Linked DNA regions of Homo sapiens: region 1 is linked to region 2. Evidence: read pairs that join two places in POLR2A ChIA-PET (ENCODE). Cell type or tissue: HepG2. All regions are shown on one strand. Region 1 overlaps AIMP1 (aminoacyl tRNA synthetase complex interacting multifunctional protein 1). Region 2 overlaps TBCK (TBC1 domain containing kinase).

The links. ChIA-PET counts read pairs that join two places held together with the same protein. Peaks named below come from ENCODE experiments on the same cell type or tissue, not always from the same donor. Only the 100,000 strongest peaks of a DNase experiment are listed, where the experiment ranks them.
Region 1: POLR2A ChIA-PET joins it to region 2 with 6 read pairs; 1 of 35 experiments calls an interaction of 5 or more read pairs at or near these places.

Annotation. Positions count from the first base shown.
Region 1 is chr4:106,342,297-106,347,296 of GRCh38, reverse strand. The region is part of intron 6 of AIMP1 (aminoacyl tRNA synthetase complex interacting multifunctional protein 1); the gene reads right to left. Among named protein-coding and RNA genes, the nearest start is that of GIMD1, 24 kb to the left of the region's middle. In HepG2, no CTCF peak of the experiment used is centred here; a DNase peak (open chromatin) is centred at 2,796.
Region 2 is chr4:106,256,043-106,261,042 of GRCh38, reverse strand. It overlaps TBCK (TBC1 domain containing kinase), which reads left to right. Exons shown (of 26, transcript NM_001163435.3): 5 at 533-606. Among named protein-coding and RNA genes, the nearest start is that of TBCK, 58 kb to the left of the region's middle. In HepG2, no CTCF peak of the experiment used is centred here; a DNase peak (open chromatin) is centred at 2,652; H3K4me3 peaks cover 460 bases.

The sequences.
Region 1 (5,000 bases), 86 kb before region 2:
TACTCTTATATTTTATAAGTAATAAAGCTTAATGAATTGTATCCAAATTATCAAAATAATAAAATGTAAGGTACTCATTGATATAGTTTGAGTCTGTGTCCCCACCCAAATATTATGTTCAATTATAATCACCAATGTTGGAGGTGGGGCCTGGTGGAGGTGATTGGATTATAGGGGCAGATTTCCTCCTTGGTGCTGGTTTCATGATAGTGAGTTATCCTGAGATCTGGTTGTTTAAAAGTGTGTGGCACCTCCCCGCTCTCTCTCTTGGTCCTGCTCCTGCCACGTAAGATGCTCGCTCTTGCTTTGACTTGCTTTGACTGCCACGAGTAAAATTTCTGAGGCTCCCCAGAAGCAGATGCTGCCATGCTTCCTGTACAGCCCGCTGAACCATGAGCCAATTAAACCTCTTTTCCTTATAAATTACCTAGCCTCAGTTATTTCTTTACAGCAGTGCATGAATGGATTAATATACTCATTTTATCATTAAATATAAAGGAAAACTGTGAAGAAATGAAAATATATTTCGATATGTTATATTTTTACAACTGGCAGAAGCAGCTTATGCTTTAATATGTTTCAAAATACAAAATGAGCAGCTAGATCACTGCTCTAGTGCTTAAAGATTTCTTATCAATACTGGAGAATGGCTTAAATTTTGGGTTTCTCTAGCTAATGATGATAACTACTTTGGATTTCATTTGTTACCCATTCTACTCGGTGAGATGTAAAGAAACAGAAAGGAGTAATGAGACAGGGACTAGTATTTTCTAAGCACTAGGAACATATATTGTTGCCTAAAATTCACATAACTCTGACTCTAATTTTAAGTATAAAGAAACTGAGGCTGAGAAAACACAAGTTGCTCAATGTCACATGATCAACAAAGCCCCTGTTCTGCTAGTACAGCACTCTGCCCCCTGACAAACCATACTTTAGAAAGTAAACAACCTTTTTACATGTGGTTAATACCCACAACCCCTCTATTTATAGTAACTCATAGTATAAATTTTATAATAAAAGAAAAATTAGTAGTAGAGTATATCTGGTCTAGGCTTAAAGACAAGTAATGTACCAAACAGCTCCTCTACTTAATGACAGAAAAGTAGAGAGTAAAGTTTAATATAAGTTCAATAGCTGAGAATGTTCAATATTTAGAATGAAGAATCAGTCAGTTCAAGAAACAATGAAGAAAAGTAACATATCTCTTAAGCTGTAGAACTTCGATGATTCAATTATTTTCCTGGAGGTAATAAAAAAAATTGCTGAAGTATAATTAAGTAATGATAGAAATATAAACCTTCTAGATCTTTTTTTCACTGACTCCTAAGTTGAGATCTCTTGGAATTACTTAATTACTGGAAGTATTTATATTTTAGATTAGGAATATAAAATATATTTTATATTTATATTTTATATTAGGAATATAAAATATATTTTATATTTATATTTTATATTCTGATGACATCTTATTATATAAAATAGTATTTATTTTCCAGTCATATACATATAAGAATAACAAAACTGTGTAAATTAGTTGGTCATTGTAGTTTTGTTGTTTATTAGCTCTTCAGAAACTATGAAACTGCAAGAACATACAACATTGCCTTCTAACATGCAGGCTTTCAGAGATAACAGAGTAGTTAATTGAATGATACACCTACATTAGAACTTGTAATGAAACTAAGACTGAAAGTGACTGGTATAAAAAATAAGAATTTCTCCTACTCCTTTAAGGACGTTTGATTCGACAATAGAGAAACTAATAAATAGAATGGAAAAAAAATAACCATAAATAAAGTTCAATTATATTGCTCCTTAGATCCATAAGATTTTTATTTTTTGTTTGTAAATCATTCCTTAATCTATAATCATAATCTTGTGCATATATTGTGTGGCAAAGCAGGCACTCCAGGATTCTGGAAGGCTAGAGGGAGAGATACTGTTCAGGGAGACCTAAGCACTGACTCAGATTTGCAACCTTTGCAACCTTGGCCCAAAAGGATGTTGCCAAACTGATAATGAGTTAGTTAAGAAGCAGACTGACATACAGGCTTCTTATAAAGAATATAGATTGTGTGGGTAAATTCTTGCTGCAAGCAGACATAAGCCCTAAGTATAAAAAGCTGTGATGCAGCACAAAATTAACCTTCTCAGATCTAGAAAGAAAGTGCCATATAAACTAGATAACATTCATAATAACACACAACACGTATATAGTGCTTACTAGGTGCTGGTCATTGTACTGAGTGCTGTACATATATTAACTTGTTTAATCCTCTCAGTACATATGTAAGTAATATTCATTACTCTCATCTTACAGATGAGGATATTGAAGCACAAAAGTTATAGCAAAGAATTTAAAATACCAGGCAGTTGGCTAAATGTTTCAAAAGTTAAAGCTTACAAACCCAGTTAAGAAAAATACCAACTAAAAACCCCTTCTTATAGATGAAAAAGCTGAGGTTCAGAAAGATATGAATAAGATGAGTAAGCGAATCATGCAGCTATCTTGGGAAAGAGCCAGTGGCTCAAGTGGAGTGAACAAGGAAAAGCTGGAGTTCATGAGATTAACAAAATAATGGGAGATCACTGTAAGAACCTGGGCTTGTACTCTAGGTGAGATGAAAAGCTTCTGAATAGTTTTGAGCAGAGTAATATAATCTGCTAGATCACTCTGCCTGCTCTAATTGAAAATAAATGGAAGAACAGGGAGGGCAAAAGCAGGATGATAAGTTAGAAGACTTCTGTAAATATGCAGAAAAGAGATGTTGGCTTTGGGATTAGGGTGCTAGTGGTGGAGTTAATAATTATTTTCGGTATGTTCAGAAGGTAGAGCCACTAGGATTTTCTGAGGAGAAGATGTACAGATTGAGAAAAGCAGTTAAGCAACTAGGAGGATGGAAATCCTATCAAATAAGATGAAAAATACCATGGAAAAATGAAAGTCTAGGGGGAAGAATGGGATATGTGTCCTTCCCCCTTGGAACATGTACATCAAAGAGTTCATTTGGCAGCTATCTAGCTTATCTAAGTGACTGGGTAAAATTGCCAAAGGAATAAGCATGGAAAAAAAAGAGGTCCAAATCCAAGGTCTGAGGCCCTATAACAGTAAGAATCTAAGGAGGTAAGGAAGAATCATCAAAGGAAATGACAGGGGCAGCCAGTGAAGAAGGAGGACCACCAGGAGAGTGTGGTGCCAGAAGCCAAGTTAATTAATAATAAGACTGAGAACTAGACATATAGCTACAGGGAGTGACTGGTGATCTTACCCAAAGCAGTTCTGGCAAAACACAGTGGGGAAAGAAACCTGATTAAAATGGGTTTTCAAGAGGAGGAATCAAGTATAGACAATTTGGATTTTTAATAAATGGACTTTTAAGTTAAACCTATGCTTCATAATTATCTATTAATTTCTACTATTAATACGACTCGATATCAATAGAAATAAGCATGATCTTGGAAATTAAAAGTCTGACTGTAAATTCCTACTTATTATTTGATCATAAATAGTGCATTCTCACAAAGACCTGGCATTGTCTTTGTTTCCTAGCTGTAGTACTGTTTTCAAGTTAGTTTTGCTTGGTGGGAGTAGAGTGGTGAGCATATGCTCCATGAATCTAAAGCCATTAGGCATCTCTGAGAAATCATGGAGACTGAGATTTTCTCGAAATGTAATCTCCAAAAAAATGTTGTTAGAGCATAGACCACTATGATTTCTCATCTACCAAGGTTCAAGACACAGATTCATTCAAAGTCATGGGTACTTGTAAAAAAAAAGAAAATCCCCTGTGTGCTTTTTTTAGACTAGTCTACTTTTGATTAGGAGAGTAGAAATGAGTTCCAAGGAAATTATTCCATGCTTTCATCCATATTTTCTGTCTTACTATTCCATGTTAAAACTCTTCATATTGTAATATTTCATTAAACACAGTTAACGGAGAATTTTAAAACATGCCTATATAATCACATCAGCCTTGCTATTCAATAAAATTCAGCTACTTGCAATCAGAAATGACAAAGGTGACATTAAAACCAATCCCACAGAAATACAAAAGAACCTCAGAGACTATTAAAAACATCTCTTTGCACACAAATTAGAAAATTGATAAATTCTTAGAAACACACAACCTCCCAAGATTGTACTAGGAAGACAGTAAAAACATGAACAGACCAATAACGAGTTCTCAAACTGAACCAGTAATAAAAACCTACCAATTAAAAAAAGTCCTGGTGTGGTGGCGCATGCCCATAGTCCTAGCTACTTAGGAGGCTGAGGTGGGAGGTTGGCTCGAGCCTAAAAGGCAGAGATTGCAGTGGGCCAAGATAACGCCACTGCACTCCAACCTGGGTTACAGAACCAGACCCCGTCTCAAAAAAAAAAAAAAAAAGCCCTGGATCGGATAGATTCGCAGCTGAATTCTACCAGATGTACAAAGAACTGGTACCAATCCTACTGAGACTATTCCAAAAAACTGAGCAAGAGGAGCTCCTTCCTTGTGAAGCCAGCATCAGCCTGACACCAAAAACTGTCAGAGACCACAAGGAAAAAAGAAAACTTTAGGCCAATATCTCTGATGAACACTAACACAAAAGTCATCAACAAAATACTGGCAAATCAAATACAGCAGCACATCAAAAAGCAATATACCACAATCAAGTAGGCTTTATTTCTGGGATGCAAGGCTGGTTCAACATATGCAAATCAATAAATGTGGTTCACCACATAAATAGAATTAAGACCAAAAATTATATAATCATCTCAACAGATACAGAAAAAGCTTTAAATAAAATCTACCTCCCTTTATGATAAAACCCTCAATAGACTAGGCATCAAAGGAACACACCTCAAAATAATAAGAGCTATCTATGGCAAACCCATAGCCAACATAATACCTAATGGGCAAAAGCTGGAACCATTTCCCTTGAAAACTGGAACAAAACAGGGATGCCCACTTTCATCACCCCTATTCAACATAGAACTGGGAGTCCTACACAGA
Region 2 (5,000 bases):
AGTTATTTTTGTTCTCAAACAATATAAAAAGTTATTGAAAATCTAGCAGATTCACCAAAATCTTGATGATTTTTGAACTGATCTTTTCAAGTTAAGTTTTCCTATTTCACAGTTAAATTATAACTATAAATGGACTTTCAACTCCATGGAAAAAAATTTGCTCTGTGAAAATTACCACAAAACATTCTAACCAAGGTTTCAAGACAGATGAGAATGTTTTTGCCTTTTTGTTTTGTGAAATAACTAGACAATGTAACAGCAAAAATATTAAAGAAAAATGTCATTTGTCATTTTGAGATATATATGTGTACATATGCATATATACATATTTAATGAGTATAAAGCAGACTATTGGCAGATAGTTTTTTATAAAATTATGATTTTTTAAAATCTACAGTGGCATTTTGATAAAATATTGTTATATAATGGTTTCTTTAGTTATAAAATGTATAATGATAATTTTATAATATAAATTATATGTTGCCAATTATAATAAATTATTTGATAGTGTTTTTTTTCTTTATTATCATAGGGACATATTAAATTGGCTAAATTTGGACTTTATCACATGACAGCTCATGGTGATGATGTTGATTTCCCAATAGGGTAAGGATATGTTTTCCTCTATTTTGAGTTTCTTTTTAACTTTGTAATCTTTGATAACATGTATATTTTGTTAATTATATTTGATATTCCTTTTTGATATGCAAACAGCTTTTTTAAAATTAATGCATCTCAATTTTCCATATACTTTTAAAATGAGTAGACAATGAGTTTTTCCCAGCATCCTCGTTGATGTTCATCATTCATTGAATTGGCAGAGAAGCTAACAGTATTGACATTCTTTACATTATAATATTTCCTAATTATCTGTATTTCATTCAGAATCAAATCAACTTAAGGCAAGAAGGATGACTAGATTCTCAACTAATGATAATGTGTGTGCATCAAGAGACTGAAAAACATCACTCTCACATTATTTTCAATTTAATGTTTTATGTTTAATTCCCTTTTCTCTAAGATATATATTAAGATTCAAGTTGAGTCATTGTGGATATTAGAGATAGAGATAAATTCCATACCTGAAAGTCTATGTTTAAGTTCAGAAAGGTTTATTTAATCACTTCTGTTATGGAATTGCAGATGTATGTTGCCCTCCACAAAAGAAATGGAAGGTTGTTTCATGCATATTCAAGTAGATGTTTTTGATACGGATTTCTGTGTTATATTTGTGTGGTTGCTTTTAGACATTTTCATTATTATTTTCTTTTCTGAAGATTAAGTTGAGATTGTTTTAGATAAAATAGTTACAAAAATAGTATAAAGAATTCCTCTCTACCCTTCATCAGTTTCTCCAAATGTTAACATTTCACTACATTTGCTTTTTCTCTGTTTTTTCTCCGAGCATATATGTGTGTATGTGTATAATGATTGTTTTTTATAATCACTTAAGAGTAATTAATTACATAATAGCACTTTAACCTGTAAGTACTTCAGTTTGTATTTTCTAAAAGAAGGACTTTGTTTTTTTACATGACCTCAGAACAGTTGTCAAAACAAGGAAACTAAACTTGATGCAGTATTATTATCTAACCTAGAGACATTAATCATATTTTTTCAATTGTAATGTGACTGTTTTTGATAGTATCCATTTGTGTTTTCCTCTTTGGGCTTCCTAAAATCAGTTCTATCACACCGTTACTGAGAATTGTGATATGGAGTCATGGAGTGTGTTTTTCAAACAGAATGTTACTCAAAAACTTAATTTGATTTTTTTTTTAAAGCCAGCCTCATATATAACTTGCCCTTTTTTCTTTATAACTCAAATTACAGGTTTCTTAACTAAATTTTTTAAGTTTATGACTGTGTCTTATTATTAAGACATAGATAATAATCTTAAACTTTATTCAGTGAGGAAACATTTATTGAGCAATTTCTCTTATGCCTGTTGGTTTTACAAAAATAAATAAGATAGCTTTCTGTCCTCAAGAAGCTCATTGTTTAGTGGGAGAATTTTCTGTTTTGATGGACTGCTTATTAAGGTACATAAATTCGTAGTCTTACAGTTTTGTGTATTGAAAACTTACAGGCAAAAACCAATTCTTGTTTCATAAGCATGAAAATGGTATTTTGCAAAGACAGTCTACAATTTCTTATTTGTTCAAAAAAGCCCTTTCGAATATGAAAGGGGTTTTTTATTCAACTTATAGTTGAATATAAGTTTTTAGTGAGGCTCTAGCTCCTTTGTCATGTATGATAAATGCCTTTCGAGGTGACTTTTAAGTAGCTGTAGTACAAGTGATTGCTGCTGCTTCTTTTGTCTAAATCAATTTGTGTAAGAAAGAAATCCAAAAACCTAAAAATTACTTTAAGTTTTTGATTTTTATTTAAAGGTACTTTAGGTTTCAGTGATGAATCGAAGAAAGGAGGTGATTTTTCTTAAAGCATATCAAGTAAGAGCTACACTTGAATTTAAAATGCTTGGATAGAATTGGTCTTGTGTTACCCTTTGGTCTGGCTTGCTTTGAAGTCTTAGACCCAAAGGGTCTTACCAGAAAATATCAAAGAGCAAAATGTGAAACATTAGCCAGGAAAAATAAAGTGATCAAACAGCTAAGGCATGAAAGAAAATATTTACACCAGAAGAAGCTTGCAGTTGATTCAAAAGACAAATATTAAGGAACAACAAAGTAAAATGTTACCATCTGTTTCAAAATACTGTAAAGAGTTGGAAATTGGGCATTCATTTCAGTTGGCCAGTAGCTTAATACCTTATTAAAACATCAAACAGATGATGAAAGCCACTTTATTTACCTCATCAGTCATACTCACAGCAAAGTTCTGGTAATTGTCTTTGAGTGTTAAAATGCTATGCTACAGAAGAGAAAGTTGTTGAAAAAAGATGAACTACATTAAATAACAATTCTAGAGCTTATTATTTTTTAATAATTTTCCTGTGATTAAAAGGGAAACTAAAATATTTGAAACAAAGTTTATCTCTGTCCTGTCAGAAGTTTTTGATATAACAATTTACCTGTAGTTTTGCTTGATTTTTCATTATTATTATTTTTGGGTTAGATGTGCTGGAAATCAGGAAAAAAGATGAAAACTGACTTCTGGATGTATTGTGGTGATGATAAAAGTATACCATTGCATTTGTATTAAATTTTTTATTTTTATTTAATGTCTATATATTCACTAATATTTATAACAGCTTTGTGACGTAGGCAGTAATATTCCAGTTTTACAGATGAAGAAACCCAAATCACATATAGAATATGTGGTAGAACTGAAATTAGAACACAGGTATTATAACATCTAGTCTAGTGCTGCTTCCACTAGACTTCAGCTGTTTCTAGAGATATCACACATTCATTTGGAAGAGCAGTATCATCTTAGGGTAAAATAACACAATACGAATTTGTATATGAGAGAAATACATGAGCAAATCATAAGAAGATACTGGTATCACCATCATCATTCTATTAAAATGAAAAAGGAGTTAAAAAACAAATTTACCCATTTGAATTTAAGTCACATTCCCTGACTTAATTGACTTGTATTTTGAATGTAAATAAGAAGTACTAGCAATGATAGTGTGAGGAGGTAGCTGTAGAAAAGGTAGGAAGAAAAATAGAAATAATATTTGAATGCCTACTTAATATATATTACATAGATGATACATATATTTAAATACATTTTGATTATACTTATCATTGTAAGAGGACATAATTTAATCTAACTGGTTTTAAAATCTAGATTGTGGTGCTCATGACTAAATCTGACAATAAATGACGAAAGGGCATGCACATATGTAATAAGTATGGCAAAATTTCACTCCATGTCTCTTCTAAAACGGTTCTTATTCCTTTTATTTCTAGGCACTGGGATTCAAATTTAGCAATTGCTCCTATGTCTAATTCTTATTTACTACCTGCTTCTTAAATTGTTGTTTGTAAGGCCATCCTAATGGGTATTTTTTATAGGAATTTTTTTTTTAAAGCAAAACTATACTGAGTATATCCTCTATTTAAGTCTCATTGGTAGTTGTAGAGGGTTTATAAAAAGATACGCAAGTGCCCTCAGGTATGTAGTTCTTTTTTTTCTAATTGAGATGGGAGGTTAAATTTTTGTATGTGAAATATATAGTATATAAAACAAACATGTATAGCATCATACCATGTATAGCTTTTATAAGATATAGAACAGGCAAAATAGGTACTTTATAGAATCAAATCAGGTATTGATGGCAGTGGCGGCCTGTCTGGGATGGCCACTACCATGATGCCGGCTGCAGTGTGGAGGAGGTGCTGCTGGGGCTGTCACTTCACGGAGCCTATGGGGGCCAGGAGCAGGCAGGAGCCCCACGTTCCCGGGCACAGTTGCAGCTGCCTAAGTTGGTGCTGCAGACCCAGGCCTCCCTGTGCTCTTGGGGGCCGGAAGCAGGCAGGAGCCCTGCTCTCCCAGGTGCAGCTGTAGGCTCGGAAATGTCTACTCCCACTGCCTGGCCTCTCCCGGCTCCCTGTACACACTCTGATCTTGGAGCGATGTTGGGGTCAAGCCCAGGTGCTGTTGGACCCCGGCTGGGTGTGTGCACACTCGAGGCAGCACTGACACTCCAGCCCCCTGCTGCCTTGACTCCCTGTGGACTTCGGACACCAACAAGCAAGGGAGGGAGTCTGAAGGGGGGCTGAGGGCAGCTCAGTGCTGGCGGGCAGGCGCTCCGTGGCACGAATAGCCTGGGCACCATGAAGAGTGACAGGAGTCAGACAGGTTCCTGGGTAGAAGGGGGCAGGTCCCTGGTGAAGCCCTGCCTTCAAGCCCAGGAGGGCCTGAAGCATGGGAGATGGGCTGCAGGTCCCGTGGACCTGAGTGGGAACTTGTGGTGCTTTTTCTGGGCCCACCCATGGCCGCCCATGGACCAATGGACGTGCACTTCTTCCCTCTGAGGACCATAAAAACCCTGGACTCAGCCAGACTTGAGCAGATGATGGATGGCC